Regions from separate parts of the Homo sapiens genome. Here region 2 is linked to region 1. A link is an interaction called in ENCODE POLR2A ChIA-PET data of the cell type or tissue named here. Cell type or tissue: MCF 10A. All regions are shown on one strand. Each heading gives the region's core, and the rest is flanking DNA. Links, peaks and the distances in the headings are about the cores only. Region 1 overlaps LOC102723724 (a long non-coding RNA gene). Region 2 has its middle 230 kb from the start of MIR4465.

Region 1 (2,934 bases), core at 316-2,815:
TTTCTCATTAGCAGAGATAAGGAAGAGCTTGAATTTGGCGTACCATTTTATTTCATTTTTATTGCACCTCATTGTATTTTGCAAAAATATCAATCTACGATAAACTGAAGAAAAATTAAAAAATTGGGTCCATCACTATAGACCAGTTAAAAAGCACTGATAACACGTATGGTAAAAAATGGTAGATAATTCATATGGGAAAAATTAAGTGGAAATGAGAATAAGGAATATGAGCATCAGAAGGCGGAGGCTATAATTGAATTTATTTTTCCCTTCATGTTCTTGTTTTAAAAATTATTTTAAATACAAAAAAGCTGAAAGTAGATTAGTACCCAGGTGCCTTCAACTTTTATTTAACAATTATTAAGATCTTGTTTACTTGCCTTATAATTGTCTATAAATAAACCTATGCATCATTTTTATGTAAATATAAAAATAAGTTGCAGATATCATGACACATAAAACACTCGGCATCCATTTCTAAAAAATGAGGGCAATCTTTTTCCAAAGGTACAGTGCCATCATCACACCTAAGAAAATGTCAATAATTCCGTAATGCCATCTTTTATTAACTGTCCTGGCCACTTCTAAAACTGAATGTTAGGAAAAAAAAAATATATTATTCCTGAAATCTTGGGTCAGAAGGAGATCTGAATTTGGAGGCAACCTTGCTTTAAAACAGTATGGAATTTCATTTTAAATTTATTTTTTTACATTTATAAAAAATTGTTTAATGTAATCTTAAAATAAATGTGTTCAATTGCAATGATAAAAATTTAGAAATGATTTTTCAAAGGTGTACAGACTGTTAAATCCCTATATTTTAAATCCCAAACATTACTATAAGGTTCTTCCATCCAAACCATTTTCTTCACACTTTTCTATCAGTAATGTAATATATTTCTTTGGTTCATTGATGAAAACCCACATAAATATGAGACCTCATTTCACATTATATAGATGAGGTTTTCACATATAGAGATAGTACAATTTCACTCCCTAATGTTCTTAAACCATTTCTTCAAGTTCTCTCCTAAAATGATTGTATATATATATAAAGTATATAAAGGCAAATAGTCAATAATTTATCATTTTAAAGCTAGATGACTATTTCAGAATGTTAGTTCATCTTTCTGATTTTAATCAGTTTATACTGAAAATGTGTGAAACTTTTCCAGAAAGTCAATTTTAGTCTGCAGTTGGTATTACTGTATACATTTCTTTTTACTGAAAATGACATATGCATTTTAAAAATCTGTTAAATGGTGGGGATGTACATTACTGGCAGAATCATTCACATAGTGGGGATGTTTTCTCCTCTCATAGAAAAAACCATGAAGTATCTAAAACATTTTGCCCTGTGCATACATCTACAGATCTCCTGTCTTCTCAACTACAGATTGGGTTGAGCAGAACACAGATAATACAGAAGTACATTTTTTTTCCAGATTAAACTAGGGTAAGTACAGAAAAGCATATGTCTGTATATAATATAGAACTTTATATTTATTTGAAACACGTATATGCCAAAATCATCCTGCAGATGTTCAAGAAACTTGTTTACTAATTTGGTCATTCACTTGTATTTTAAAAAAAGAATATAATCTTAAGTTTTTAGATTGCTTAACATTTAGAATTTCTTTTCATTTCTGACTGCTTTCTGAATGAGGAACTCTTAATTTGAAAGACTGTTGGCAGAACTGACTCAAGTACATCAGCTCATGCACAATATGTTGTTCCTTCTCTGGAACTGTACATATTGTTTTTCTTCCCCTTGTGGATGTTTATTTGAAGGATGAATAGGTCACTCTTAGCAGGAGAGCTAGTCATGTGACTGCCAGATACTGAAGACAGATGAGTCAGTTCCATGCAGACTACAAATTATGCATGCTGGATAAATCTATATTCATATTTGCATTTGACCTAAGCCTCAACTTTAAAAATAGATTTAACAGAAATTATACAGAAATTCAAAAATTGTTTTGCTAGGAAGCAAACAAGTTATGCAATACAATTTAAAAAAAGAATGTTCCCTCTGCAAGAAAGAGATCACATTAGTGATGAAATACTATATGTCAGTCTGAGCTTAAGCCCAAATTCAAGAACATACTGTACACAAAACTTCTGAAATCTATTTATCTGATGTGTGACTGATAGCTATTGATGCAGCTTGGAGACCTTAGGGCGATACTGACTCCCCATCATTTGTCATTATAAAGTATTCTTTGAATGGAAAGTTGTTTGCCTTTCATGGTCAGGGGAAAATAGTCCTGGTGGCTGGGTGCTAGTTAGAGGATAAGAACGTGGGCTAAGAAGGCAAGGAGCTGGTTTCAAATCCTAGTTTGGCTGCTTAGTTGATTACATATATCTACAAATTATAACTGCATTAGTTTACTCATCTGTAAAACGTGACATGACTAATAATGATACGTGCTCCACAGGACCAAGCTAAGGTGTGACTCATCTGACATAATCTTCTAAACAATTTAGCATACGGGTACGTACTTACCTAGGCCGTAATACCTGTATTTTCTTCTCTTTCGTTCTTTCTTTCTTTTCTTTGTTTTGAGACAGGCTCTCACTCTTATCATCTAGGAGTGGTGCGATCTCAGCTCACTGCAGCCTCGACATCAAGTCAAGTGATTCTCCCACCTCAGCCTCCTGAGTAGCCAGGACTACAGGCATGCACCAGCACGCTCAGCAAATTTTTGTATTTTTTGCAGAGACTGGGTTTCATTGTGGTGTCCAGGCTGGTCTCCAACTCCTCAGCTCAAGTGATCTGCCAGTCTTGGCCTCCCAAAGTGCTGGGATTACATATGCATGAGCCGCTGCACTTGCCGTCCCTCGCTCCCTCCCTCCCTCCCTCCCTTCTTTTCTTTCTTTATTTTTGAGAGTCTTGCTCTGTCACCCAGGCTAGAGTGCAGTGATGCAATC
Region 2 (2,934 bases), core at 184-2,683, 61 kb after region 1:
ATTATGGTTTAGAAGTCATGCAACTGGAGGCTACAAGATTCTGAACGTCCCCAAATTGTTCCTGGGGATAAACTCATTATTGTAAAACTTGAGATCAGAGCTTGAGATGTTTTGTAGACACTGTACTTGATGAATCAGCTGGCACCACCCAGATGGATAAACTGGGTCAGCTGGTGTTGTACCCCCTTCTCCACCCCGGGAACTGACTCAGTGCAAGACATCTTTGACATCCTGGAAGTTCATCTTGGACCCAACCTATCAGCACTCACCACTTTCCAACCCCCTCCCCACCAAATTATCCTTAAAAATCTGCATCCCTGAGTTTTCGGGGCAACTGATTTGAGTAATAATAAAATTCTAGTCTCCTGTACAGCCAGCTCTGCATGAATTAAACTCTTTCTCTATTGCAATCCCCCTGTCTTGATAAATCTGCTCTGTCTAGGGAGCCGGCAAGAAAAACCAGTTGGGAGTTTACAGAGGGAGGATATGGTAATCCACACATTTCAAGGGAAAAGGAGTAGGTAGGGGAATAGTCAGTTATGTATTCATCTCACGCATTTTAGATAAGATTAGGTGAACATAGAGTAGCTACCTTTGGAGATGTTTAACATTTTATTTGTACCTATCTGCCTAGGAACAAAAGAAAAGGCAGTTTCTTGCATGACTCAGCTTCCAGCTTAATTATTTTCTTTTGGCATAAGGAATCGGGGCCCTGAGTTTTTATTTTTCACTCCCATTTCCTTTAAATGTCATAAAAGAATACAGTAAGGAATCAATAGTTCTAATCTCTACTTTGTTAATGTTTATCAGTTCACCTTTTTTGTAATGGAAAAATATGTTGTATCATTTATGTGGGTTATAGAAGAAGCTGGACTTTAAACACATAGAGTAATTATAGCTTGTATATATTACTTCATAGACAATAAAGTATATCTGGGTTATGAAGAAACTTAAAGTTTTGAGGTGAAAGAGATAAGTTCAATTCATGCTACCGTTAGGAGAAATTAAATGCCTGTGTCAATAAACAGCTTGGGAAAGGATTGGCAAGCCCTCTAAAGCAAAGACACAAATTCTTCATTGTGACGGACTACCGATTACCAGAGTGGATAGTGTGGTTTGTGCTAGAAAGCTATTGACTTATTTATTATATCCTTCCTGGAAGACAATACAAGGTGTCATGAGGAAAGTGTTTCCAATATTGAATACTTTTCTGTCCTAACAAGATGAGCCCAAGAAGGTGGAGATAATAGATGGCAGTTATGTACTGCAGGGAGAAACCTTTTTTAATGACTTAGCACAAAGTAGTCCCCAGTGAGTCTCTTAGATGAACACAGAATGAAGAAGCTATGTACCACATTTTTAGAAAATAAAAAAGTAACACCTCTCTCTGCTAAGCCAATAATTAGCATGTGAAGTCAATGTTTATATTGCTTTCAAACTTCCAGAAATGCTGTGGAAAGATTAAGCTCAGAATTAGATAACATTAGGTAGCAAATTGATAACAGATACTGTATGTTTTTAGAAGTGATGTTTACGTTGTGTGCAGAAATGTTTAAAAATGTTTTTACATTAAAATTTTTATTCTAGTAGCTAATTTAACATAGTCATACAAAAATAAGAATTATAAGAACCTTCCATGATTCTACCAACCAGATATAACCCTTATTATCACAGTAGCATGTATCCTTCCAGTCTTTTTTCTGAACATATGTCGCTGGAATCTCAAATTATTGGGATCCATAACATTTTATATTTTTCCCCAATAATGCAATAAGTAGATAATTTAAACAAACCCAACTCTCATCCCTACTTACATACAACTCACATACTTCTTTCTTGCTGAATAGCACTTCCATCATTAGCATTTTGGACTGATTTTATACTTTTCAGGTGCCTTTCGTTACTAGACTGTTATAACTGAGAAATTATTATTTGAATTCAATATTGATCCAAAGCTTTGGTATTTGTCTTTCAACAGAGGCAGATCAATGACTCCAGTCCCTTAGTGTAGAGAAAGGTCAGTCTGGTACTGAAAATCTTCTTCATTTTTCCTTTTCTATTTGTTCCTCAGGGTTTGTCACCATTGAGTGATAAAGGTGTCAGGTCCCAATTGTCAGTTCATTGTTGGCTATGTGGATTTAGAATACATGGTACTTAGCAATTTTTGAACTTAGCTGTGTGCTTCAGGCACAATTCTGAAACAATAGGAAAAGTTTTGCAAAGCTATACATACACAAACATAGCCTTAATTTTTTATAAAAATGGGACTTACTATACAAATTCTTTGTAACTATTTTTAACATGTATTATATCATAACATTGTTCTATATTGAGCATCATTAATAAAACTTTCATCTTTTCTACATTACAATGATAACACATACTTCTCTTAACAATTGAAATGACATACAAATATTCCTTGATTTACAATGAGGTTATATCTAGATAAACCGGTTGTATGTTGAAAATATTAAGTCAAAAATGCATTTAATGCACTTAACCTTTAAAACATCATAGGTGAGCCTAGCTTACCTTAAATGTGCCCAGAACACTTCCATTAGCCTACAGGTGGGCAAAGTCATCTAACACAAAATCCCTTTTATAATATCTCTTGTAATTTATTGAATACTGCACTGGAAGTGATAAACAGAATGGTCGTTTCAGTTGTTTACCCTTGTGATTGCGCAGCTGACTGGGAGCTGTAGCTCACTGCTGCTGCCCGGCATCCTGGGACTGTATCCTGCAGCTAGCCAGAGAAGAGAGCAACATTCAAAGTATGGTTTCTAGTAAATATGTATTGCTTTCACATCATCATAAAGTTAAACAATTGTATGTCGAACCATAGTAAGTCAGGGACCATCTGTATTGCAAAATGCATAAAAGCCATGATAGTTATCTTTCTCTACTTCTCTTTCTCATCTCATTGAGATAACC

The links. Peaks named below come from ENCODE experiments on the same cell type or tissue, not always from the same donor. Only the 100,000 strongest peaks of a DNase experiment are listed, where the experiment ranks them.
Region 2: POLR2A ChIA-PET joins it to region 1 with 10 read pairs; 3 of 35 experiments call an interaction of 5 or more read pairs at or near these places.

What each region holds. Positions count from the first base shown.
Region 1 is chr6:140,856,164-140,859,097 of GRCh38, forward strand. All of the region lies in intron 1 of LOC102723724 (a long non-coding RNA gene), which reads right to left. Among named protein-coding and RNA genes, the nearest start is that of MIR4465, 170 kb to the left of the region's middle. In MCF 10A, for the core only: no CTCF peak of the experiment used is centred there; DNase peaks (open chromatin) are centred at 1,808 and 2,448.
Region 2 is chr6:140,917,297-140,920,230 of GRCh38, forward strand. No RefSeq gene overlaps it. Among named protein-coding and RNA genes, the nearest start is that of MIR4465, 230 kb to the left of the region's middle. In MCF 10A, for the core only: no CTCF peak of the experiment used is centred there; no DNase peak of the experiment used is centred there.